Regions from separate parts of the Homo sapiens genome. Here all the other regions are linked to region 2. The links are chromatin contacts, found by Hi-C or POLR2A ChIA-PET in ENCODE. All regions are on one chromosome and are shown on one strand. The core of a region is the stretch at or near the end of the contact, and the rest is flanking DNA. Distances in the headings are between cores, read along the strand shown. Region 1 has its middle 36 kb from the start of LINC02397. Region 2 overlaps LOC105369896 (a long non-coding RNA gene). Region 3 holds the start of LINC02397 (long intergenic non-protein coding RNA 2397). Region 4 holds the start of LINC02413 (long intergenic non-protein coding RNA 2413). Region 5 has its middle 73 kb from the start of LINC02397. Region 6 overlaps PLEKHG7 (pleckstrin homology and RhoGEF domain containing G7).

What was found. A loop is a pair of places that touch in the nucleus more often than their neighbours do. ChIA-PET counts read pairs that join two places held with the same protein, here RNA polymerase II (POLR2A). Pooled maps may share reads with other maps.
Region 1: a map of Calu3 shows a loop between it and region 2 (4-fold over the local background). The contact joins two enhancer-like sites. A Hi-C loop is called at or near these places in 3 of 168 maps with a recorded cell type or tissue (Calu3, GM12878 and posterior vena cava), 21 of 37 single-sample maps with no recorded cell type and 16 of 50 pooled maps. POLR2A ChIA-PET finds 5 or more read pairs at or near these places in 1 of 52 experiments (naive thymus-derived CD4-positive, alpha-beta T cell).
Region 3: a map with no recorded cell type shows a loop between it and region 2 (11-fold over the local background). The contact joins the promoter of LINC02397 here to the enhancer-like site in region 2. A Hi-C loop is called at or near these places in 11 of 37 single-sample maps with no recorded cell type and 6 of 50 pooled maps.
Region 4: a pooled map shows a loop between it and region 2 (6-fold over the local background). The contact joins the promoter of LINC02413 here to the enhancer-like site in region 2. A Hi-C loop is called at or near these places in 1 of 168 maps with a recorded cell type or tissue (naive thymus-derived CD4-positive, alpha-beta T cell), 1 of 37 single-sample maps with no recorded cell type and 10 of 50 pooled maps.
Region 5: a pooled map shows a loop between it and region 2 (4-fold over the local background). The contact joins two enhancer-like sites. A Hi-C loop is called at or near these places in 3 of 50 pooled maps. POLR2A ChIA-PET finds 5 or more read pairs at or near these places in 3 of 52 experiments (BJ, T-cell and activated CD4-positive, alpha-beta T cell).
Region 6: a map of GM12878 shows a loop between it and region 2 (3-fold over the local background). The contact joins two enhancer-like sites. A Hi-C loop is called at or near these places in 1 of 168 maps with a recorded cell type or tissue (GM12878), 9 of 37 single-sample maps with no recorded cell type and 8 of 50 pooled maps.

Annotation. Positions count from the first base shown.
Region 1 is chr12:92,500,454-92,504,511 of GRCh38, forward strand. No RefSeq gene overlaps it. Among named protein-coding and RNA genes, the nearest start is that of LINC02397, 36 kb to the left of the region's middle. RefSeq lists an enhancer at 2,375-2,624. Within about 2 kb of position 2,183, at least 6 of the 41 ENCODE cell types and tissues checked have a DNase peak (open chromatin) inside an H3K27ac peak, as active enhancers do.
Region 2 is chr12:91,379,601-91,384,059 of GRCh38, forward strand. All of the region lies in intron 4 of LOC105369896 (a long non-coding RNA gene), which reads right to left. Among named protein-coding and RNA genes, the nearest start is that of LINC02823, 55 kb to the left of the region's middle. RefSeq lists enhancers at 1,292-2,125, 2,126-2,957. Within about 2 kb of position 1,876, at least 20 of the 41 ENCODE cell types and tissues checked have a DNase peak (open chromatin) inside an H3K27ac peak, as active enhancers do.
Region 3 is chr12:92,465,429-92,467,928 of GRCh38, forward strand. It overlaps LINC02397 (long intergenic non-protein coding RNA 2397), which reads left to right and starts at 1,251. Exons shown (of 2, transcript NR_144532.1): 1 at 1,251-1,574. RefSeq lists a silencer at 885-1,179 and enhancers at 892-1,399, 1,156-1,305, 1,506-1,595, 2,376-2,435.
Region 4 is chr12:92,989,166-92,993,499 of GRCh38, forward strand. LINC02413 (long intergenic non-protein coding RNA 2413) reads left to right here and starts at 1,580. Exons shown (of 4, transcript XR_945212.3): 1 at 1,580-1,645.
Region 5 is chr12:92,537,896-92,542,424 of GRCh38, forward strand. No RefSeq gene overlaps it. Among named protein-coding and RNA genes, the nearest start is that of LINC02397, 73 kb to the left of the region's middle. RefSeq lists an enhancer at 1,204-1,253. Within about 2 kb of position 2,241, at least 19 of the 41 ENCODE cell types and tissues checked have a DNase peak (open chromatin) inside an H3K27ac peak, as active enhancers do.
Region 6 is chr12:92,768,038-92,772,597 of GRCh38, forward strand. PLEKHG7 (pleckstrin homology and RhoGEF domain containing G7) reads left to right here. Exons shown (of 17, transcript NM_001377329.1): 16 at 946-1,043; 17 at 2,051-4,418. The coding sequence ends at 2,158. EEA1 (early endosome antigen 1) reads right to left here. Exons shown (of 29, transcript NM_003566.4): 29 at 2,600-4,560. Among named protein-coding and RNA genes, the nearest start is that of PLEKHG7, 67 kb to the left of the region's middle. RefSeq lists a silencer at 1,202-1,402. Within about 2 kb of position 1,542, at least 2 of the 41 ENCODE cell types and tissues checked have a DNase peak (open chromatin) inside an H3K27ac peak, as active enhancers do.

The sequences.
Region 1 (4,058 bases), core at 933-3,432, 1.1 Mb after region 2:
GGGGCTCAAAAATCCACATATGCGAGAGTCCAGAAGAGAAATGAATCCATTTATTCCATGAGAGTAATGGCAAGACTAGAGAAGAGAAGACTTTCAACCTGGATCTCACAGGATGAGTGGAGCTCCCTAGGTAGACAAAGAAAGAAGAACCTCATAGAGAGTAGAAATATATGTAAGAGCATGGAATATTTGGCAGGGCTTGCACTATCCAGGGAGTGGGAAACAAGTTAATATTACTGAGTCCATGGAGAAAAAGTGAGAGGAGAGAAATAAAGCTTCAGATGTAGGTCAAGACTTTCAAATATTTAGCTTGGAGAGGGTCTTTTAAGGCTTAATATCAAGAATTGCCACTCATTGTTCCATCATAAACTTGTATTGAGAAACTACTATGTTCCATGCATTCTTTATCATGTGATCACATTTATGATTCACCTAAAAACCACATTTTAGATACAAAATTTGAAGCTTCTAAAGGCAAGTTACTATGCCTAAAGATGCACAGCTAGCAGGTGGCAAGCTGTGAAATCAAACTTGTATTCACTCTCTAAAGGATGTGTTTAGAGAGACTGAGTGGAACTTTATGGTTGGTGAAGGGTTCACATGTAGTAGTAGAGAGAGAAATCACTGAGGGTAGGTTGACTCCAAAGGTAGGTTGGAATCAGATTGAGGAAGGTTACTTTGAATATGAAGCTAAGGAGTTTGTACTAAATCTTGAGATAATAGGAATAAAGATTTTTGAGCAAAGAGTTGACATGATTGCAGTCTTGTTGGGAAGATTTATGAGGTGTCTGTTTACATCAATGTGAATTACCAGGGAAGAGACCAAAGGAAGAAGGGCCTATCAAGAAGCTAGCTCAGGCATATGATGATAGGAGTCTAAACTGAGTGGTGACAACAAAAATGGAAAGAAAGAGAGGAATGAGAGTAATTCCTCCAGGAACGAGTCATTAGGGTTTGGTGACTAGATTAATATAGGCATACGGAAGGTGAGGTTATGAAGAGTAAGTCTAAATAATTATAAGAATGGTGCTACAATATGGCCAGGCGCAGTGTCTCATACCTGTAATCCCAGCACATTGGGAGGCTGAGGTGGGTGGATCACGAGGTCAGGAGTTTGAGACCATCCTGGCCAACATGGTGAAACCCATCTCTATTAAAAATACAAAAATTAGCTGGGCGTGGTGGCACGTGCCTGTAACCCAGCTACTCAGGAGGCTGAGGCAGGAGAATCGCAGGAACCTGGGAGGCAGAGGTTGCAGTGAGCCGAGATCACACCATTGCACTGCAGCCTGGTGACAGTGCAAGACTCCATCTCAAAAAAAAAAAAAAAGGTGCTACAATAAACAGAATAGGGAAGTCAGCAGAAGGACCGAGTTTGAGTGAAGTGAGTAAGATGAAAGAAGATGAATATCAATCATATAAGTTGGATTAGAGGTAACAACATTGAAAGTGAATGTGTAGCTAGAGAGCAGAAGGGGCCTTAGCCAAAAATAATGATTTGAGGTTCATCTGCATAGAGGCAATAGGCAATTAAAATCCTGAGTGGTGGAATCCCACCACTTTGGGAGACTGAGGCAGGAGGATCACTTGAGCCCAGGAGTTCAAGGCCAGCCTGGGCAACATAGTGAAACCCTGACTCTGCAAAAAATGAAAAAAAATTAGCCAGGTATGGTGGCATGTGCCTATAGTCCCAGCTACTTGGGAGACTAAGGCAGGAGGATTGTTTGAGTCCAGAAGGTCAAGGCTACAACAAGCTGTGAATGCACCACCGCATTCCAGCCTGAGTGACAGAGTAAGATCCTGTCTCAAAAAATAAAGTAAAAAAATTAATTAATTAAAAAAAATAAAATATTGAGAGTTTGTAAGTTTCTAAAGAAGGACACAAAAGAGCAGTGTTACAGATGCTACTTGTTTCCAACATCCATTCCCCATCTTGACCTCCCTAACCAAATTCCCATTTGGTTCAGCTATACCCCACCTCCCTTCAGCCATGTGCTTCCCTCAAAGGTGTTTCCAGATACAGAGAGTGGATCCTGAGCAATCTAAGCCAACAGTGGTCCATCCCATCTCTCTCAGGAATGTGCACAGGACACAAAACTAGGTAATGAGACAGAAGTAAAGAGCCTAAGGAGGCAGATGGCTCCCCTGTGCCCCTGGACATTGTCCTATTTCTGTCCTAACTCAAAACCTGGAACTGCTATGCCATCCTCCGCCTCTGAGAGTCAGGCTTCATTGAGCAAAATCATCCCTTGATACAATGAGGAACCATGTCTCTGAAATTACTCAAGAACAACCAAACCTCTGAAATCAGTTTCAAACATCTAAAAACCAGTGAAACACAAAAAAGCCTTAGTCAGAAGCTAAGGAAGACAAAAAAAAAAAAAAATTAAGTTAGGTTCTAAACCAGGTGTCAGGAAAGTGAAAAGAAGCTGGAGATTTTGACAGAGCTTAGGACATGCTGGGGTGAAATACCCAAACAGAGATAAAGTGAACGAGACCTAGGAGACAACATTTGGAGGCAATAATCTTTTCTGACCAGCAAATTCAAAGAGCTGCTCTTCACGGGATTCCTGAGGTGATTCTAGGGACAGCAAAAGGTTATTTCTGAACTATTACACACATTCTCTTTTTTAAGAGAAATACTCACATCGACAGGGCAAGTCATTCCAAAACCAGCCTCGATACAGCTATTACTCAGATTCACCTTGTCAGTATGAAAATATGGGTTGAAATGGACTTTGCTACTTGAAATTAAGTGTGATCACACTCAGTAGCCAAGAGAAGCACTCCAATCCAAACTGCAATTATGAGAGGCTGGGAGCCACAGGGAGTGGGGTGTAGCATTCAGAAAAAGAGAAGGGGTTCATTCTCTGGGATTTTCCCTGTTTGCAGCCTGAATCCCACATGAATGTTCTTTCTCTTCCGTCATTCGTTTTTCCTGCGTTCAGCATCCTCTTCTCACTTCTCCCTCACAGTTATCTCTCCCTTGGAGAGAGTAATCTGGACCCTTGGGTGACAGTCATATGTGGCTTTCACGAGCTGCTGGAATTAACTAAAACTCACTCTTTCCCAATAAATCTCCCCTGAGCCGACACACAGCAGCTGCGAATTCCCAGCATGGGCCTGGACAAAATGCTAAGAAAAACTGGCTGTGTTCCTGAATCTTGCTCGTCATTGGTCCCCAAGAATCCTGGACATTGACACCCAGATATTCCAAAACGATTTGTGCTTTTCCAAGCTCGGCTCTTTACTTAACCTGCCTTGAAGATTTGGCACTATAATTTCCCAGAAGTGCAGGCTGGGCTTGTTTTGAGAAAAGGTGAAATGGACAAGAGACAGAGTTCAGAAAATAGTGATTAAATACAAACAGCACCAGCTATTAAGCAAGAGTCAAGGCCAGGAAATGCAAATAAAATTGCCGAGGGTTGTTTAGACAGTGGCCACTCAGAAGGAGAGGTAATATTTGGTTGTAAAGTGAGGCCACAGACATCTTTTCTGATTTAATGAATTTGTGATAGTTTACTTCTTTTCCCAGCTTTCATTTCATTTGTGGGGCGATGGCTGGGGGATGTAGGGGATATGGAAAGTTGAGCACAAGTGCACGAAGTATTTACTGGCTAAAGATGCCTATGCTTCTGCCAAGATTGTGTTTATTTGTTAAAAATATACTTCATTGTGTTGTTACAAAACTAAATCTGTCCCCAGCCCCCATGGAGACAGGGCGATTTGGTTTCAGGGTGAGGTGCCAGCTAGTGCTTTCAGGGGCATTAATGTGCCAGCTGCTCCTCCAGTATTCATTTTATTTGCAGTCCCTAGGCTGGTTTTACACTTTGTGTTTTTTTGTAAGGAAATCAGGATTAGAGAGCCTTTTGTCACTGATGGGGAGGGGGAGAGAAGTATCCCCTTTGAGCTCCATACACAGGGGCAGCCTAACGGGCAAGGCTCAAAGCTTTGATTTACTTCTCATTCGCTAACATTTTCAAAAAGAAAGGATCCACCGCGTCAAGCTGTTCTGTTGGAAGCTTGTAAGGCAGTAGATTTGGGAACTGGAGTTTCCA
Region 2 (4,459 bases), core at 626-3,125:
TTGCACATTTCTCCTCCCACAAGTGTCTCAGCTCCCACAGAAAACAAAATCTACATCAAGCATGTTTAAGATGATCTACATGTGAAGTAGAAAGGTTAACACACAAGAGGAGTAACAGACTCATTTATTTATTTATTTTTACCTTCAAGGAGTTTAAATACAAACACAGAGAGAAAACTGAAAATAAGCATGATTCTAGAATTTGTATTATTGTTATATATATATTTTTTAAGTAGATAAGCATAAAACTAAGGAATTGCTCAGATGACCAAGTCTGGAGCAAAAACATCTGACACAGGAAAGTGAGAAAATAAAATGGGGGCCTTGAGTAGAAAAATTTCAATGGGTTAATTTCTGCTGGCGTTCAACATGTTATGCCATAGCAAACAAATAAGAATCATGCTGGGTCTCAATTTATCAGATTCCTTTAATTTACTAAGACTGCATATTAAACTAAATTGTTAGCAGCTGGTTGACTACCTCAACCTAACTCAACTCCTGGGAGCAATTACAGAGCTTCTCAAAATCTGTCCCTGTGTGCATCAAATTGATGTTGGAAAGAAAAAGATACCTCTTTCTAAAGTACTTTATTTCAGCCTTTCAAATTCACCTTCTGAAACCTAGGTGACATTCCTTCTAAACACTGTATACGGTATTGCTTAAGACAAGGAAAGTTTTCCCCCAAAACTATTTGTGCTCCCTTCACTCTGGTAGAATTTTTGGTAAGTTCTTTGGCCTATGCCCACCATATACTAGGCCGCCCTTGCTCACAGAAGGCCACAGCAAACCCCTTCTGCAAGCCCACGATGGAATCGTAAATCTTTACAACTTATTGAAGTCTTCCAGATTTTTAAATATGCCCATGATCCAGACTTTTTGCTTGCATGTTTAAATGGTTGCCTGATGGCTTGCAACAAGAAGTAGAAAGGCATTTTTCTTAAAATAAGCAAACAACCATGGCAAATGAGGTCATATTCCCAAGCTTGAATAATAAATATTGCTAAAATCTACAACCTGAAACATATTTTAAGAATTAGACATAGATTTGGGTTTTTTCTTTCTTTTTCAGGAAGGGGTCTCCCTTGCTGCCAATAAAAATTGCTTTGTGTTGTAAAATTTGGGTTCAGCTTGTCTCCTCCTTATATAAGCCCAGTTGAATAGACTGCTGAGGGAAAATCAAAGTTTAAGAGCCTGGCTTTTCCCGTTTGGCAACTTTCATTTCCTGATAATATCGGATAATTAACAAATTGTGTGTTTTAATGCCCTGTCTCTTGAAGCGCATTTGGGAAAAATACTTCTTGTGCCCTCTGAGTAATGGCTTAAATGGAAGAACATGCTCAAAAGAATGCTTTTTCTCAATGCATGAAACACACTCAGCATTTATTATTTTAATTGCTACACATCATGTGTATACTCGTTCGTGTAATTATATACATATTTAAAGGGCAAGAGGAAAAGATTATTTTAGGACTCTATAATTCATTATGAGCAAGGCATTGAAAATTTCTAACTCAAGATGAAAATTCATAAAAATTCTTTGGCAAAAACACCTTAGTATTCTCAATACGGTAACTGACTTTTTTTTTTTTGCGTTATGAAATAACTAGATACTACCGTGCGTTGCTTTTGGATAAAAGGGGAATGCTGTTTCTTAGCCTTTCTGTCTCTTTACTAAATGGATAATTCAGGACTGGGAAATGCAGCTCTAAGTTTGTTGTTTACGAAAAACACATGCTAATGTAACAGCGTATGAGGAATTAAAGAGAAAATGTCAAACGCGCCTTGACATCCAAAATGCATTTAGCTGTTGGCTTTTACTACAGGGCCTTTCACTCTCCAGCCGACCCCCTCCAAGACCAAGTGTTTTTGCGTGTTGGGCTAAAAATAGCCAGCCAAGCCTAACAACTAGCTTCTGATTGGCTCAGAGCAAAGGCCACTCAGCCAATAAGAGCTTCTGGGAACAAAAGCAATTCTTTTGTGTGAGATACTCAACCCACGTCAAAACAGCTTCAGGCTGTAGAAATGATTTTGGTTGAGCTTTAACAAGGTAATAATGCATTTCAGCCCTCTGAAAGGTTTGAAGCGGAACAAAGGGAGTAGTGAAATCTACAAAACAAATGGAGCGCTCAAGGCTTTCATGGGATGAATCATCCGGGTGCCTGAGCTACAAACAGTTGCAAGCTCAGAAAAGAAAAAGCGCTAGGATTTTCTTTCTTTCTTCCTGAGATTTTAACTTATTTTTCAAGCGAAAAACAAAACAAAACAAAAACAAAAAACTAACGAAAAGCCATCAAAGGCGTTGTATCTTGACTATGCCCAAATTTGTTATTATGCTTATTTGATGATGAATAAAAAGCAATTCTTCCACGGTTCCCTTAAATCTCACAAAGAGAAAACAAATGTATGTGTAGTAGATAGTAGGTAGTAAAGCTCCCGAAACTTTGGGCTTTCGTTTTTGGGCACCAAAAGCAGCCCATGTTTTCAGAGTAAAGGCAGGTCTTGATTAATGCTGTGATAGTTCTCAAGGTAAGCAAATTACAGCAGCACTTGATTGGAGAAAAGCATTGAAGTTTTGGAGGTTTTGGCCACTTTCAAGGCATTGTGCCTCTAGGGGTCGCTGTTGGACAGCGGACGAACCTCTTCAGGGCATCCTTCCCCCTTTAATAGTCACTAAAAGAAGAAGCTTAGTAGGCGCCTTTCAGGTAGAACAAAAGGGAGTGGGGAGTCAGTGTTTGAGACCCTTGAGCATGGTTTATGGTCATCACTATGGGACAAAGCATCCCATAACAATGCAGATTACTTTATATGGAAATGAAATGCCATAAAGGACAAAATGTTGCTACAGTAACCACTGAAAATGTTACATAACACATAGGAGCTCATAGGCCATTTCATGGCCTTAAACTGGCTTTATTGTATGGAAAATAATTAAAAGATGATGTGGTGCTTTATAGGCTTCCTTTTTAGGAAACAGAAGGACCCACACTTTAACCTCTCACATAGGAAACCTGTATAGGTTACCAAGTCCTGAAGTTGGCAGAGAAATACAGGTCACAAACAGACTGTTCCCATGTTCTCCTCCCAGAAAACTATGGATTCAATGTAACTTTTTCCCTTGAATATAGCTTTTATGATAAACAATTAGTAAATGAATCCTTAATTAAGCTTTATTCCTGGTGTGGCACAACAAGACCTAAGAAAATCAAACATCTCAGTAAAACTGAAACATATTTTTATTATCTGATTGGTTATAATCAAGAAGCAATATTTCTGTAACAGTTACCTGTCTAAGGAAATGCATAATCTGTCATAAAATATTGCATTCATCAATTATTGGCCCCAGCTGCATTTATGAGCCTATAATCTTTTGCCATAAAACATGGATGTTGGGGAGAGGGGCTGTAGAGAGGAGTATCATATTCATTAACCAATACTACAGAAACTAAAAGTGGTAGTAGACCCTTTTTTTTCTATTGCATTCAGTTTATAATAGTTTCCTTTGACAATAATAATTATAATAATAAAAGAAAAAGAAAAATCCACCTAGGAATTGTATTCCTAAACAACGAAATCTCCAGATGACTACGGATATGTAGTTTTCAACATGCAATATCTGGAAAGAATGTGGGTTCTGTTTCTTTGCAGTAATTCTGTGTGTTTTATAGTCTTTGCTTTATCATCCTGGCCTAGAGCCAGTTAAAGAAATTCATCACCAAATGTGCAACAACCCATGAGAGGGAGTCCAGCATTGAGTTTGGAAATAGAATGAGGTGATTGTAGAGGAAGAGGCCGAGGCTGTCAGTGATGTATTTCCCTATCTCCCTGAGCCTGTCAGCTATTGAGTTGCTCAAGTCCCAGCCCTGACACCTAGCTGCCCCTGTGCCACCATCAGGATGCCCAGTGAGAGAAGAAGAGATGGGGAAATGGAAAGAAATCATCCTGTCCCACCTGCCCATGCAGTAAAGAAGACAAGGAAGAATTTGTAGAAGCCAGGGGTGGAGAGTCTTCCCCCAGAGGAGAGAGGCTCATTGGTCATAGGCCCTAGGGCAGTGGAACCACAGCCCTGGTCCTCAGATGAATGTGGGAGAAGGCAGGATGACTCCAGAGTTGAATATTAGATGTCAGGAGCCCGCAGAAGTGAGAGATGGCTACCAGGAGATGGGACCACAGCTGGGTTCGTTCCAAACATGACCAAAGATTCCCACCTGAGACTGGTACACAAGCACTTGAGAACTGCCAGATGTCAAGGGGATCTTCTGGATAGTGAAAAAATCAGAAGTGACCATGTTAGCCAGAACATCAGCTTCTTCCCTATTTTCATGAAGATTTAAGGCTCCCAGTCTCTGGTGCTATTTTGAAAAGGCTAGAGGAATTCTTGGCAATATGGTAGAATTGAGTCTTGGAGTTAAAACTACGTTAGATTAAGATAAATAATACAAAAGCCATTTCTAACATATCT
Region 3 (2,500 bases), core at 1-2,500, 1.1 Mb after region 2:
TTTTTTCTCTGTATTCCAGACTCCTGGCATTTAATCTATTGGGTGGGAATAAATGACGTAAATTGTACTCATATTTGCAAAAAGCCCAAAAAAGATGTTAAGGCTGTTAACAACAGACGTCTACGCTACAGTTGAAATGGGCTAGGTGAATTGAGACAGAATTCTATGAACATTTTATGAAGCTTTCCTTAAATTTCTAATTGAAAATTGCTACTGTTTGTGTTACTGTTGATTCATTTCATTTAAGTCTTGGTCTTGTAGATTCTATTGATACCCCATTCTTGGGGATGAAAAACAATGTTAAATGCGCACATTTGTTAGGAAAATGGGCTGGGTGGGAGACGGAAGGCTTTGGCCGCCATCCTAGGGCATTCCTGTGCATTGCGATGGTCAGCATTTCTGTATCTAAACATCGAAAAAGTACAATAAAAATACAGTATTATAATCTGGGACCACTATCATACACGCAGTCTTTCTTGACCAAAACATCCTTATGCCGTGCGTGGCTGTGCTGAGAAGGAGGAGCACTCGTCCTCTCCAAGCACATCCAATTTGCCTCAGTCCTCATGACTCCCGCCCTGTTACCAGAACTGAGCTCATTTGTTATTGAAGTTGCTTTTCTTATACCCAGCCCAGTTTTCCATTGATGCTTCCGCTTATTCTATGTAGGTATTTTCATTTATCACACAATATCCCTAGTCTAAGACTTCATTTGAGGAAAGAAAAAAAAAAAAACCTCTGCTGCTAAAAATAATTTGAAAACTCCTAGACAATAGGACCTTTCAAATCCCTTACAATTCTAACAACCAGTGAATTCATGCTTCACAGCCATTCAGATCTATACGTATGAAATACAAGACATATGTGTTCAACTTTCCTTCATCGCCTCCTTTAAACTTTCTTTTTTCTTTTTTGAGTCAGTCCCTGCAGGAACAGACCAAGTGAGCCCATTAAGAGAACAGTTCATTCCCACCTGCTACCTCGAGCCAGCCAACAATCTCAGCCTCACCACTCCATTCTTGATTATGTAGAACCATTCCAATCCTGAGTGACAGGATTTGCAAAGACAGCTGTTGGGCTCCACAAACATTTGGAGGAGGGGAAAATGTGAGGTTGGTTGCTACATTCTCCTACTTCTTTTTACTGAAAGGAACAGCTGCGATCTTCACATGTAAGATGAAGTAAACAAAAGCTGACAATGCCCAGCACCATTCAGCAGTAAGCATTCAAATGGATTTTTCCTCACCGCGTTTGCAGGCCCGGCACAGTCTCAGTTCCCCACAGCACAGAGAGGAAGCAAGGTCTTTGCATGCCCTGTTCACTTGGCCAAACATTGCCCTAGATGTGCAATTCAACCCATATAAAGCAAGCGTAATTCAAGAGCCCTGACTCTTTCACCATTTCATGATGGCTTATTACTCGCACACGGCATTGTCAGGTTCCAGCAACTCTGTGTGCAGCAGGCAGAAATGCAGTGTTTATCTCTGACAGGCAAACATTCTTAGGCTCATCGGCATGAGTATCCACGCTGAACTGGCTATCGGGGAAGTAGATCCCTGCATGGGAAAGTCAAGGTATGTTTAGAGGGACTCGATGATTCAACCCCATTGGCTGGTTCATTCCTTTTGTTTCCTCTGCCTTTTTATTTGCTTACACAGAAAACAGAGCATTCATTTATTTCTTTTCCCTCTCTCATCTCTATTAACCACTAGGGCCATCTGCCCATCTGAAACTGTCTTTGGCTGCATGGTTGTGAATCCAGGTGACAGTGAAAATGAAGAAGTGGTGATTGTCCCTGCATGTTTTCTCTGAAGGGTTAACTAAAAAAAAAAAAAAAAAAAGCCTTTGTGTCTGTTTCGAGTTCTCCAGTTGAAATACTGTACTCATTGAACTGCAAGAAATAAAACCTGCAAGTAGGCACTGTGCTAATGTAATAGAAATGTGTTAGACAGGGGCACTATTTCTTAAATATGCTTGAATTAAGCAAGTTCTTTTAAAAAGTGGGTGGGACTTTTGATGTTTTACATAGTTATATTTTCAATTTCTTGTGCTCAGTTTAAAACTCAAGATTCTTTGTTTCTGTGTGTGTCATTAGGGCAGGTGTTGGATGACAAGTAAATGCACTGAAAAATGAAAAAAAAAGATTTGTGCCCTAACCTCCATGAATTTGGTGACTTAATATATCCATACAGATCTGACTTTTAATCAAAGGTGCTCACAGGTGGGGTAAGGGATAAGGAGGAATTTGTCTACAGGATCCTTTTATCCTAAGTTGCCTTACAACATCCAATTGTGTTACCGTTTTTTTTTTTTTTTTTACAAACCCATTGCTAGGCTAAGAAGTATTGATTCCATCTAGTTAAACATGTCGAGTGAGAGGAAGTGATCAATGGATTACTTCTTCAAAACATTTATCCCCCCTAGTGGAATCCTCTGATTTTTATAACATTAAAGAGCCAGGTATAGGAGTTGGGAGAAGAATTTAAAATTTGAAATGTCT
Region 4 (4,334 bases), core at 330-2,829, 1.6 Mb after region 2:
AGCAACTAAAAAGGGAGAAGTAATAATGATTCAGTTCTTACTGGGAGCTACTTTATACACTATTTTATTTGGACCTCATAACAACTATATGAGAGAGAACTGTGCACTCTCTGCCAGGGGTTAGGGTTAACATAAAGCCAAAACCCAGGCAGGTCACGAAAATGAGCAAAGCAGGCCAGTTATGAGTGCTGTCACCTTACAAGGAGGTGGAAACAATGTTTCCGGATCCTGTTTCTTAAGAGAAGCCAAAAGATTTACGTAAAGTCTCCTGATTTTTTTTCAATGGTGGTAATTGATTAAAATAAATATTTCCAATACTGTATGTACTGAATAAAGAAAATTTGGGGCTGACCCTGGCCCAGCAACTGCCACTTAGCAATGTCTGGTATTGAAGTGAAAATAAGGCTCAGGGCTGGGCACGGTGGCTCATGCCTGTAATCCTAGCACTTTAGGAGGCCATGGTGGGCAGATTGCTTGAACCCAGGAGTTCCAGACTAGCCTGGGCAACATGATGAAATCCTGTCTCTACAAAAAGTACCAAAAAAAATCAGCCAAGCATGGTGGCAGGCACCTGTAGTCTCAGCTACTTGGGAGGCTGAGGTGGGAGGATTGCTTGAGTCCAGGAGGCCGAGGTTGCAGTGAGCTGAGATTACACTACTACACTTCTGCCTGGGCAACAGAGCAAGACTCTGTCTCAAAAAGAAAAGGCTCAGGAAGGTGACATCACTATGCTAATTCAAGGAGGAATGAAAGAGTGACCTCATGGGACAGTAGATCAGAGAATGTTCTACCTGGTGGCCAGCCTATTTGTGGGGAGGGGTCCCTAAGAAGAGGCTGTATGCTGGCTTGGGTTATGGAGGGCCAAAGCTCAGGGGCCTGGGGGAAGGAGAGAAGCTTAACCAAAGTTTGGCTAACAGGCATTTTGTTCTGATTGATCAGTGGTGACAAGCAGTTCAGCTAGTCATTTAGGAGGTCAAAAACAGAAGACTGGAAGATCCCTATCTAGTTTTGTCATCAGTAGACAAAGGGGCACTCATGAAACTTGTCTAAGTCATACGGGGAAGGGTGGCCCCTTGCAGTAAGTCATTTTCCAGAACGTAAAAGGGCAATGGGCTTTCTTAACCTTCAGGTAAAATTCCACTTTGTCAAAACATAAGCATGATGTAGACAAAGGTTGAGAGTGAGATCAGGCTTATTGCCCAGTCTTAAGCCATTTAAACCCAAGGTGGACTTTCCCCTCAGGAAAGAAGGGAAGGAAAGAAGCTAGGAAGGCCCTGGCTAGGTTCTGTGTGGGTTGGGGAATGTGAATCCTGATGGAGCAGCCTAAAGAAGTCAAGCAGTCCTGTAGCAGCAGCCGTGGGGGAGGTTCCTCCTGGGAGTGGAGGAGGGCGAGTGCTGCAGGTCCATCAGTGGAAATGGGAATGGACCATTAGGCGGAGAAGACTTATCGAAGCTGCGAAGTCCAAGATCAAGGTGCCAGCAGATTCTGTTCCTGGTGAAGGCTATCTTCCTGTTTTGCAGGTGGCTACCTTCTCGCTGTGTCCTCATATGGTGGAGAGTGAGACTTCATCTAAAAAGAAAAAAAAAAACCCACTCCGGACATAGTGACTGTAGCTGGGTCTTGGACTGCAAGAAGACCATCCTGGTGAGAAGATCTTGACCACAGGTGATATTCACCTTGGATAAAAAACATTCTGATAATTCAGAATGTTTGTGCAAATAAGATTTCTAACCCAGTTCTATGGAGGTATAATTTATATATGGTAAAATTCACCTCTTTAGGTATTCAGTTTATGAATTTTGAGAAATGCAATCACCAGCCACTACAGTGAAGATTCAGAACATTTCCATCACCCCAGAAAGCCTCCTAGTGACCCTTTGGAGTCAGTCCCCTCCCCTCAGCCTGAGCTCCTGGTGACCAGTGATCTGATTTCTATCCATGTACTTCTCCCTTTTCCAGAGCATCACCTGAGTGGAACCGCACAGTATTCCACCACAGTATTTTGCATCCGACTTCTTTTCCTTGGCATGTGCTTTTGAGATTCATCCTTTGCTGTTATATTATCAGTGGTTTGTTCCTTTTTGTGGAGAGTATTTTATTGTTTGGATATACCACAGTGTGTTTATTAGTTTATCGCCAGTAGATGGACATTTGTATTGTTTCCTGTTTCTGGCTGTTAGGAATAAAGTTAATATAAATATAAAAAAAAAAAAACCCAATAAAACAAGAAGCTAGAAAGTTGCTAGTTTTCAGTAGAGGGGGACAGGCTGCTGTAGAAGCTCAGGACTGCTCTGCTTTTGGCACCCAAAGGTGAGAGTGTTTTGCTGAAGGCAGCAGCTGTGAGGAGTGACAACTCCACCAAAGTCAAGGAAGCAGGTGTAGAACAGGCAGGTCATAGGTGGCAATCTGTGGTCCTAAAATACCCTGGAAAAGACCGGGAGCCCTTACAGGATTGAGAAACCAAGAGAAAATGTGGGGCAAAAAAATTCCTCAGGTTTCATTCACAGTCATCCCCACAGCCATCTTAAGTCATCAAGAAAGATTCGGAAAAGCTCCGAGAATCAGCAGATGGGGGCTAGTGCAAAATAATACTTTTTGTCTTAATTATTAGTAATCTCAATCCCTCACTCAATTCTTAGGTTGATGCCTGGGAGGTAATATTTACTACCTTGCATTTCCATAAATGGTGACCTTTTTTATATGGATGTTGGACACCAGGGAATGCTCTTAAGTTAACTGCATTTCATCAGATCCCCCTACTATTTAAATTGATCTTATTTCTATCATTTCACCTCAAGATTTATTGTTCTTATCTTACATTCTAAAGAACTGAGGGCTGTCTTTGAAGTGGATATGAAAAGTTTCACCTCAGTCTACCAATATATCATTGAAAGTTTAAAATAACAAATACAAGAACAAAAATACTCTCCACTTGTCCAAGCATCCCAGGAGGTCTCTGTATTGTTTAAATTACTTCTGAGTTTAAATTGCAATTGCTCTAGTAAATTAGCTAACATCTGCTGTCTGCCTGATGATGAAGACCACCCTACTAGAAACCAAATACACTCTTTGCTTGAGTCATTTATTTACTATCCAGGACAACACTGACTCACAGCAGTATAATATGAGCCACATTTTATTTTAAATGTTGTAATAGTAACCACATTTTAAAAAGTGGGAACAGATAAAATTAATTTAATAATACATATTTAGCTCAGTTTATCAAAAGTATAATTTCAATACATAATCAATATAAAAATTATTATTATTATTTTGAGATGGGATCTTGCTCTGGCACCCAGGCTGGAGTGCAGTGGAGCTCACTGTAACCTCAACCTCCTGGGCTCAAATGATCCTTCTGTCTCAGCCTCCTGAATAGCTGGGACCACAGGCACACATCACAATCCTGGCTAATTTTTTAATTCAACTTTTCTTTTCTTTTTTGAAATGGAATTTCACTCTTGTTGCCTAGGCTGGAGTGCAATAGCACAATCTCAGCTCACCGCAACCTCCACCCCCCGGGTTCAAGCAATTCTCCTGCCTCAGCCTCCTGAGTAGCTGGGATTACAGGCATGAGCCACCACTCCTGGCTAATTTTGTATTTTTAGTAGAGACGGGGTTTCTCCATGTTGATCAGGCTGGTCTCGAACTCCCAACCTCAGGTGATCCGCCCACCTTGGCCTCACAAAGTGCTGGGATTACAGGTGTGAGCCACCGTGCCTGGCCTTATTTAACTTTTTAATTTAATTTTTTATTAATTATTTTTTTATTTAATTATTTTATTTAGAAATTTTTATGTAGAGATGAGGTCTCACTATGTTGCCCAGACTGGTCTCTAACTCCTGACCTCAAGTGATCCTTCTGCCTCAACCTTCCAAAGTGCTGGGATCATAGGTATGAGCCACCACACTCAGCCAATACAAAAATTATTAATGAGATATTTTATATTCTTTTGTCTTCATACTAAGTCTTCAAAATTATGTGTGTATTATAATCTTATAGCACATCTCAATTTGGACCTGCTACTGAAGGAGATTAGCCACCCCAAAATATGCCACTTTGGCAAAACGATTATTTTGAGCTGAAAGCAATTATGAATTAACAGACGCTGGAAGGAGGTCTCTGCCCTCTCCTTATCTGCCTAAAATCAGAGCATAAACTTCCCTTGGTGCAGGTCCCCTCTCCAACCCTCCCCTGCCAGGAAAGGAAGAATGACTATTATCATTGGAGAGGAGGAGTCAACACTGAGATGAGTTTGCACAAACAGAACTTACTAAAATAACCTTTACCTTCCATTGGTTCTCTCATCATTTTGTAGTTACTTCCCTATGAT
Region 5 (4,529 bases), core at 991-3,490, 1.2 Mb after region 2:
TACCAGCTTCCCTTCATGCACAGCATCATGTACGGATCTGAAATCCGTACATGTCTAGCCAGCCTGGCCAACACAGTGAAATCCTGTCTCTACTAAAAATACCAAAAAAAAAAAAAAAGAAAAAAAAAATAGCCAGGCATACTGGTGGGCGCCTGTAATCCCAGCTGCTCAGGAGGCTGAGGCAGGAGAATCGCTTGAACCTGGGAGGCGGAGGTTGCAGTGAGCCGAGATCACACCATTGCACTCTAGCCTGGGTGACACAGTGAGACTCTGTCTCAAAAAAAAAAAAAAAAAAAAGAAATGTCTAAACTCTATCCAGTAAGTGCAAATTCTAAGGTAGTGGCTATCTTTAAGGAGGGGAGGCCAGAGATGGGGTGGAAGGACAGAGGAAGAATATGAAAAGAAATGCAAGTCATTGAAACTATTATGGTACTTAGGTTGGGTGGTGGTTTCACAGGTGATCATTATATTATCAGACTTCATAATGTACATGTATTTTAGTGTCATGTTTACTATGCATCAATTTTATACAAAATATTAAACAAAGCCAAAAAAAAGAATCCTCTGGCCCAGTTTAAAAGACCATGAGTATTTAATTAACAATTCCTGACCAGGCACAGTGGCTCACACCTGTGATCTCAGCACTTTGGGAGACCGAGGTGGGTGGATCACGAGATCAGGAGTTCAAGACCAGCCTGGCCAAGATGGTGAAACCCCATCTCTACTAAAAGTACAAAAATTAGCCAGGTGTCGTGGTGGGTGCCTGTAATCCCAGCTACTCAGGAGGCTGAGGCGGAGAATTGCCTGAACCTGAGAGAGAGAGGTTGCAGTGAGCCGAGATCATACCACTGCACTCCATCCTGGGCGACAGAGCAAGACTCCATCTCAAAACAAACAAAAAAAAATTCCTATTCCCTCTACCCTGTATTCACTGTTCACTGTACTCTACCCTACAGTGAACAAAAGGTACCTAAGCCAGGACATGCCCCTGAATCTTTTATCCTGATAATCATATTTTCCTAGGCACAAGGCCTGAGAGTTAACAAACCTGATTTTTTGATAGTATTTGTCCTGGAAAATAAAACAAAATGTCTTTCTTTAAGGGATAGTCTTCCTTTTGTCAAAGTGTCAAGGGGGAAAAAAGGGGAAATTTTAAAAGCAGCCTATTTCATTGTCACCACTTCATAAACACTGCACTAAAGGGCAAGAGCCACGCTTTATTCCTCTTGCAAAATCCCAAAGCACCCAGTACAAGGACCTGCACTTAGTAGGCGGACAATTGACATTTGTTAATCAATGTATGAATGATGAGCCAAGTCTCATAGCTTCCATGGAGAATCTTAAATGTCACTCCTTTTGAAATGCGACCATGCTTCTCAACCTACTAAAAATTTCTTAATGAACCACCCACAGACACAGTCTTGTGTGAATATCTCCTGTGTTCCCCAAATCCTTTGTGACCTATGGACACAATTGCTAAACGTGAGTCATGCTTCTATCACTCCCACACAATGGGTATTTTTAATGCTACAGCATTTCCTGAAGTCAAGCGCTCAGGAAATGGTTTTTGCAATAATGACCTCAGCCTCCCCATATTCCCCCCACCCCCCATCACAGAATCCAAGAATAACTGAACAGGTGTCCAAATACCCAGAATTACCCAAGAAACCTCACAACCTGTCTTCTGTTTTCTATCAAAGTCATGAGGTTAACCTCTTGTCCTTTGGAGTTCGAAGGAATGTGTCCAAGAACTGAACACAACCATATCTGTCCTTTATTTATATTGAGACACAGTTTATTTCCAAGACTGTCAATGGTCTCCAGACCCCAGAACTAAATCTGTATACCATCATGGCTAAAAGTATGAGTTCTGGAATTCAAAAGCCTTAGAGACTGAATTCTGACTCTGCCACTAAGTATGTGGCTTCAGCCAAGTCATTTAGCCTTTCAGAGCCTCAATATTCTCACCTGTAAAGTGGAAATAATGGAAGAAACTATTTCTTGGAATGTGTGAAAATCACTCACGTAAACTGCTGATCTCCAGGCCTGATACACAGCAAAATGCCTAGTACTTGCTAATTGTTATTGCGTCAAGTTTCCCCAGATTGAACCTTAGGTCTGGTCAGTTTCTCCTGGACAGCAGTCATTTTGACAGCTTAGGATCTTTAGGTGCCCACATACCTTCAGAACCTCAACCCATTCTTGGGAGCACTGTCTGACCACCCTCTGAGGACCAGAAGCAGGAAGAGAGATCAGATGGTGAGAGGATAAGGACTGTTGATACCCAAGGGAGGTTGTAAAACCACTTGGGCACACCCAAGTTCAAAACAAAGAAGCCATCACACGAGGGTGAGAGAAGAGGTATTTACTCAGTGAGGCCCCTTCCAACCCTCATGGTAAAAGTCTACACTTGTTTAGAAAAGAGTATGTCTGTTTTATGATTTTATTTTTTAAAAAGGGAAACTCAACAACAAAAATGATGATGAAAATGACAATCTGACTATGGAAAACAGGCTCCTGCTATTCTCATCAGACCATCTGACAAACTACCCAAGGGAGTTTCCGAGGCCTCCCAAACAGTAACAGCAGAGCAGCCACTCAAGAGGATGCCCCGGGGAGCCGCCAAACTGCAATTGCCCTGGAAATCAGATTCGAACAGCTCAGACATGAGGGCAAAGGGCGGGATGCATGCATCCCTAAGCACCAGCCCTTCAGCCCAGCAGAGGGGCACAGACAAAGCTGCCCCGGAAGAATTGTTTGGGAGGTGCAGATACAAAGAATAAGATCCTGCTGGCAGCGCTGGGAAACACAGCAGCAGTCGGCACACGCTGGCCCTGGCAGTCAGCAACCGCCTGGCTCAGGCTGAGCAAAACCTTTCTGTGAATATGGCGTGAAAGCAGATCTCTCAGAGGCTCATGCTCCCTGAAGGTGAAAGATCAACAACAAAAAAGGCATTAACCCCTCTCCTAAATGATATTTCATGGCCATCAAAATCCCATCAAAGGAGCAGCTCATGTTCATAAGCCTGGGGGAGATGCTCCCAGCAATTTAGACACATTGGCAGCCCCAGGGAGGAGGACATAGCCTATGGGGACTCTCTATGTGTGAAGGGCAGCAGTTTGCATAACAAATGTTCCATGCACAATCTTGGAACATTGGCATAATTCTTTCTGGACCCAATAATGATAATTACTCTCTGTCCTAATTAAGGAGAAAATAAAGAAGCTAATACTTTTATAAATCAACAAGTAGGATTAGTATGATGTACAAAGCGCCCTTGAGTTTGCTTCAGGAGACTTCCTCCTCTGTGTGACCACAAGTATATCACATCGGCCACCTGGGCTTTTGTTTCCTTATCCATAAATCCTTTCTTTAAGGGGACATCTTATGGGTTCCTTTGAATGCTCCTATCCTAATTTATTCTTCTTTTCCTTTAAAAATGTTTGGTAAAGGCTTAGCATGCATGCAGTAAAATACACAGCATGATGTGTAGTATTCTTACTTAGAATTTTATGCCTTTCAAAGGGCGAAAGATGGTGATCAGGTGATATTGATTCTCTCCTTGTATAGCTTCAAAGATCGTGTTATAGATGAGAAACTAGATATTCAAAGGCACAGAGAACATGTCATCCGTATCACTCAGATTAGAACTTCCAAGTGCTCACTCATGATATGTAGTCTGGTGAGCCAGGCCTCAGAGTGTCCTACTGTGGGCTCATGGAGCAGTTCTTCAGGATGTGGACAACATTGCTTGGACCAGGGACAGGAGAGAAAAAAAAGTGATAGGCTGAGAAGAAATTTTTATGTGACATGCAAATACTTAGAAAAGATGAATGCTAGTACATCGGGAAATTTATAATTTCTTTTGACATTCAGGATTTGCCATAATTTAATAGTTCTTACCTGTTGGATGCTTACTATGTGCCAAGCATTGCACATTAACATGTATTATCCTGTTTAATCTTCAAAATAACCTATGAGGTGGACAATTTTATTACCCCATTTTACAGAAGAGGAACAAGAGTTTCAGGGAAATTAAGCTAATTTTCCCAAGTTACTGATAGAATGTGGCAGAGCTAGGTCTTGAACCCAAGCCCACAAAATTGACCGTGCCATTATTCAGTTTCTCACAAGCACTTCCACCTTACTCTGCAATGAAGGCACCACCACCCCCCAGGAAAAGGCACTACCCCAGCCAGATGGTACACTTCATCCCCACTTCTGCTGTTCAGGCTTGAACTTGGCATGGTCTTCACCTTTCATTCTGCCATCCAAATCCATCCCTCAAGACCTAAGTCGAATACTATCTTCTCCTCGCCATTGCCTTCTACCCTGAAAGTTCTGTACTCTGAATCAGTTTAAAAGGTGTTATCTGTTCCATCCATCTGGGGTCTTCATCATTTCCTTAAATATGTACATTATCCATTCCTTCAATAACATACATATTCAGTGTGCTTTCTCCTCAAATAATTGCCAGATACTAGAAGTCAGAAACCATGTTGTCTATTTCTTTTGTATCTCTGAAAGAA
Region 6 (4,560 bases), core at 292-2,791, 1.4 Mb after region 2:
TCGACTAAAAACACAAAAAAATTAGCCAGGCGTGGTGGCGGGCGCCTGTAATCCCAGCTACTCAGGAGGCTGAAGCAGGAGAACCATGTGAACCTGGGAGGCAGAGGTACAGTGAGCCGAGATCCCGCCACTGCACTCCAGCCCGGGCGACAGTGAGAGACTTCGTCTCAAGAAAAAAAAAAAAAGAGAGAAAAAAGAATGTGTAAGCTTCAGGACTGTGTTGTATTAATAATTCAAAGAAGAGACTTTCATTTTAAGCGCTCCTGCTATATTAGAAAAAGAAGTCTGCTCTCCCACTATCTTTTCTTTGAGGCCAGCTAGGAAATGACAGAACAGGCTTTCTTTTGCAAACACAGAAACCATGCCAATGTCTCTTTTTGTTTTGTTTTACATTTCACCCAGTTTGGTGGATGCTGGATTTTGAGTGGTTTTTGGCTTTTCTTGGCCTGAAGTATTCAGGTGGTTTTGTATTTTTGCCACATCTTAATTTGTTTATAAACCTTGGTTGGATGTGACTTCCCTTTAAACACAAAAATAAAATTTTTTAAAGGAGTGGTGAAGAACAAAGAAGAAAATATTATATTGTTTTGTATATTTTTATTATCTATATTTTCATACACAAAAAAATCTACCGCATATGTTTAGCTTGTTCTACGAGCAGGGGCCCCATTACCTAAGCCTTAGTTGCATTTCATCAAGTATCAGAAGTCATTAGCTAAGGAAGAAAGGGTTTTTATAGTAGAGTAGGCTTTATTTGGACATAGTGGTGGGGTCTTGGCATTGAAATAAAATTTAAAAAAAAATTATAAGCTAGATAAACCTCCCACCCTCGTTAAAACAGAAACAAGCCAAATAGAAAACAAACCCCAGATTCTTGTACTAAGAAATTGTTTGGATTTCATATGAAATGATTTGGCTTTTTGTCTTTGTAATATCTTTTTCTAGTCTTTGGGCTGAGAAATGCTTTTCTTATACAACACGAAAACAGATATCGACAGTGTATAGCAGCATTCTTATTACAAGCCCAAACGGAAAACATCAAAGTATGTATTTTAATTTTGTAGGTCTTTGATTCTTCAGAGTTTACATAAGCTCCCCCCAAGTGTCTTAAGTAACAGTGAATGGAAAGTTTTGTGTTTTTCTCTCACCCACTTGGGAAGGGCAGATTTGGGAGGAGGGGAGGGGTACATCTAGTCCATATAATGCTCAAAAGCCTCAGTATTGACAATTTCCTCACACTTGTGGGGTTGAGGAACAATTTCCTCACACTTGCGGGGTTGAGGAACAATTTCCTCACGCTTGCAGAGTTCTCCTGCAGAAGCTCAAGAACTGCCTGCGTTCTACAGTTTCTGTAGGAAATGGGGGAAGAATTGATTTGGATTGCATGATGAACCTTTAAGATGCTCCAATCAGTTTCCAAAGTGCATATAATAGGATATTAGCTTAAGGAGGGCCTGGCGCAATAATGATCCCTGTCAAGTCAGCTTGTCAACCTTTGAAAAACTGCCATTGTTTTTACAGCTATGGAGTTGAAAGAGCAGCTGCCTGACTCTGGTTTCTCTGTCTTAGAAGTTTCTATTTTTGTATTTCCCCTGGTAGGCTTTCATCATATCTACAATGTGGCCAGACAACAAATGCAATATTCAATTTCCTGGGTCACTGCCCTCAGTCTCTTTCAAGTTATACTACAGGTTAAGAACTTGTTTCCACAGAGAATAGAAATTCCAGCAATGCCACTTTCAAACTACATATATTCTCAGTGCTCATTTTTCTAATGAGTTATCATTGACTATTGTTTCTTGATTACTCATAACTGTTATCCAACATGCATACCATACTCATTTAGCCCATCTGCATTTTCCTGTAAGATTAGAAGTATTTATATTAGATGTAAGAAAGAAAATGGGAAACATATGCAAATGTTTCATTAGTCTTCAGTTTTAAAGAGCTGGTCAATAAATATAGCAGAAAATATTAGCCCAAATATGTGAGAAATTGTCAGCTTAACATTCTAATCTCTATTTATGTATTTTTTTCTTTTTTTCAACAGAAAACATGGATGGCACAAATAACAACTGCAATTTCTTGCTTTACCAAGAGTCAGGAAACCAAGAAAATATCTTTATTCACATTGCCCGCAGAATCCTCTGAAATTTAGGGACCTAAAACAAGTGGCATGTCTTTTTAGAAGATTATGGTTTAAGGTATAATTTCATTCAAAGTTTTGTAACACTTAGCTAGTGATAAGCTAGAAGGAAATTTGCATTTTAAAGAAGTTTCAGAATTTGAAATTTTGAGCTAGGAAAATCCTCAGTATAGAGGAATAATGACTGCAACAAATTTGAACTCTGAGGAATTTCTTGACAAATATATACTGACATCCAGATTACCTTCTAATGCTTCCGTCAGGTTTGTAAGAGGTGTGAGTGAAGAAAGGTGCTAATTTGTAAAGGGTGAATGATCAGATAAATGGAGTATCAGAAGGAAAACAATGTCCACTGCTTATGTCCAATATGAACTCCAGCATCTTACTCTGTATCCATAAAATAATGAAACCAATTTTCCTTCATGGCCTGTCAATCAGTCTTAACCGCTTTATAGTCCTACCTCAAACATAATGATAAATCTTTAGATACAAAGCTTGATTGTTCTTTTAATATACAAAGCAATAAATAGGGACTACATTTAAGTAGCAGTTTTAAAATTCCTATTCTCAAACTCATCTCAGGTATATAGTACTCTAACGTGGAAGTAGAAAATCCCAAAGACTAAATTCCATTACTTTAAGATAGGAAGAAAAAAAAAATCTGGCTTTCACCAGTTAACACTTTTGCATGGCTTTTCTTGGCCTGTTGTGAAGTGTACAGATTTTCATAGACATAGTAAGGTATCTGTCTCTTAACTTTATTTTTTGAAGAATGATGGTGTTTGCCATAAAAATACTTTCTGGTTTTGATTGGTGTGTGTGTGTGTGTGTGTGTGTGTTAGCACAGTACAGTCACTTAATTTTATTTGGCAGGACTTCAAATTTCTTCAGAATTTTTATCATGAAAGGCAGTTTGAATAATTATTATCATGGCAGGATATATACTATTAACTACATTCAAGGAACTAGTTCTTAGGGTCAGATTATTGCATCAAAGGGAAGTCCACAAACTTCCATTTCAGAATCGTACCTTTTGCAATTTGCAAAGTGAAAGTAGTAAATTTATCAAATTTGGCTGCAAGACAACTGAAGCCTTAGCTGATTTTGTTAAGCTGAAGAATGGGGTAGAGAGGATAATGTTTGGGCAAGTCATGTGCCCAGTAATTCCTTGAGGAAGGTGAAATTTCACTATGCAAACAAAGCAGTAAAGACAAGTGCAGCAGAAAGGCTTTTGTACAAGGCAAGCACTATTAGAATGGAGACTAATAACCTCTTTATAATAATGTCAGAAATTTAATAGAAGAAAAAAAGGAAAATCTGGAGGACAGTAACTATTGTTAATAGCTAAGAATAAATGAGGTGGAGGGGAGAAAAAGGGGAGAATAGACTTCAAGCTTCAAGTGAATTCCTAGAGATGGCATCTGGATGGGACTGAAAGCAGTTATGTCCAGGAGAATACAATATAGATTATGCAAGAGAAGATTTTATAAAGAAATTTCTGGTTAAAAAAAATTTTTACATTAACAATCATCTTGCAAATGTTTAGATATAAACTAACCTCGGAGGTGAGCAGTGGACTAGGATGAGGTGGCCTCTCAAATTCCTTTAGTCCCATGAATCCAGCAACCACAGACTTACATGTATAAAGGTAGTTTTCTCCCTCTGAATCTCATTAAAGGGAGAGACAGACTGACTAAATTAACAAAATATATAAAACAGCTCAAGAATATGCTGTACATAAACTGGAATTCTATAAAGCTCACAAAGTAACATGTCTAATATACAATATATTAGATGTTTGAGGATATGCACATTAAACTCTTTGGAGGGTTTAGAATGAAGCACATTCGAATGAAGGGATCACGGGGGTCAGAACAAAAACCATTCTAGAACCGTGGCTCCCAGGAAGAAAAAATAGCAAAAAACAATGGCACATTGGGCCTTCCAAAAAGTATCTTTGGGGAGGGGAGGGAGAAAAATAAATAAATAAATAAATAAATAATGTTTTAAGTATCTTTAAATGGTCATCTGGGTATTAAATGCAGACACACAATGAAATAAGGGGTTAATTACATATTTTTTATATTTGTTTTTAGTTTTGTTAATTCTCTACAATATTAAATGGAATGTCTAAGGCAAAATGGCATTAATAATTTCTCTTGAGATCAGGAATTTAATTACTATTCGAAATTGAACAACATTAAAACACCACTGTCTATATCCAAGTGCAAAGTCCTAATATTCTGTAAATAAATTAATGCAAAATGGTTAATACAGTGTTCTCTCTTTTGTTAGACAAAACAATTTATAGTCACAGAATACAACTAGTTTAGAAAGAAATGTTTTTAATATAATATTTAAACATATTAAAAAAAAGCAACAATTCAATAAGGATCCTTCCATTGTTCTTTATA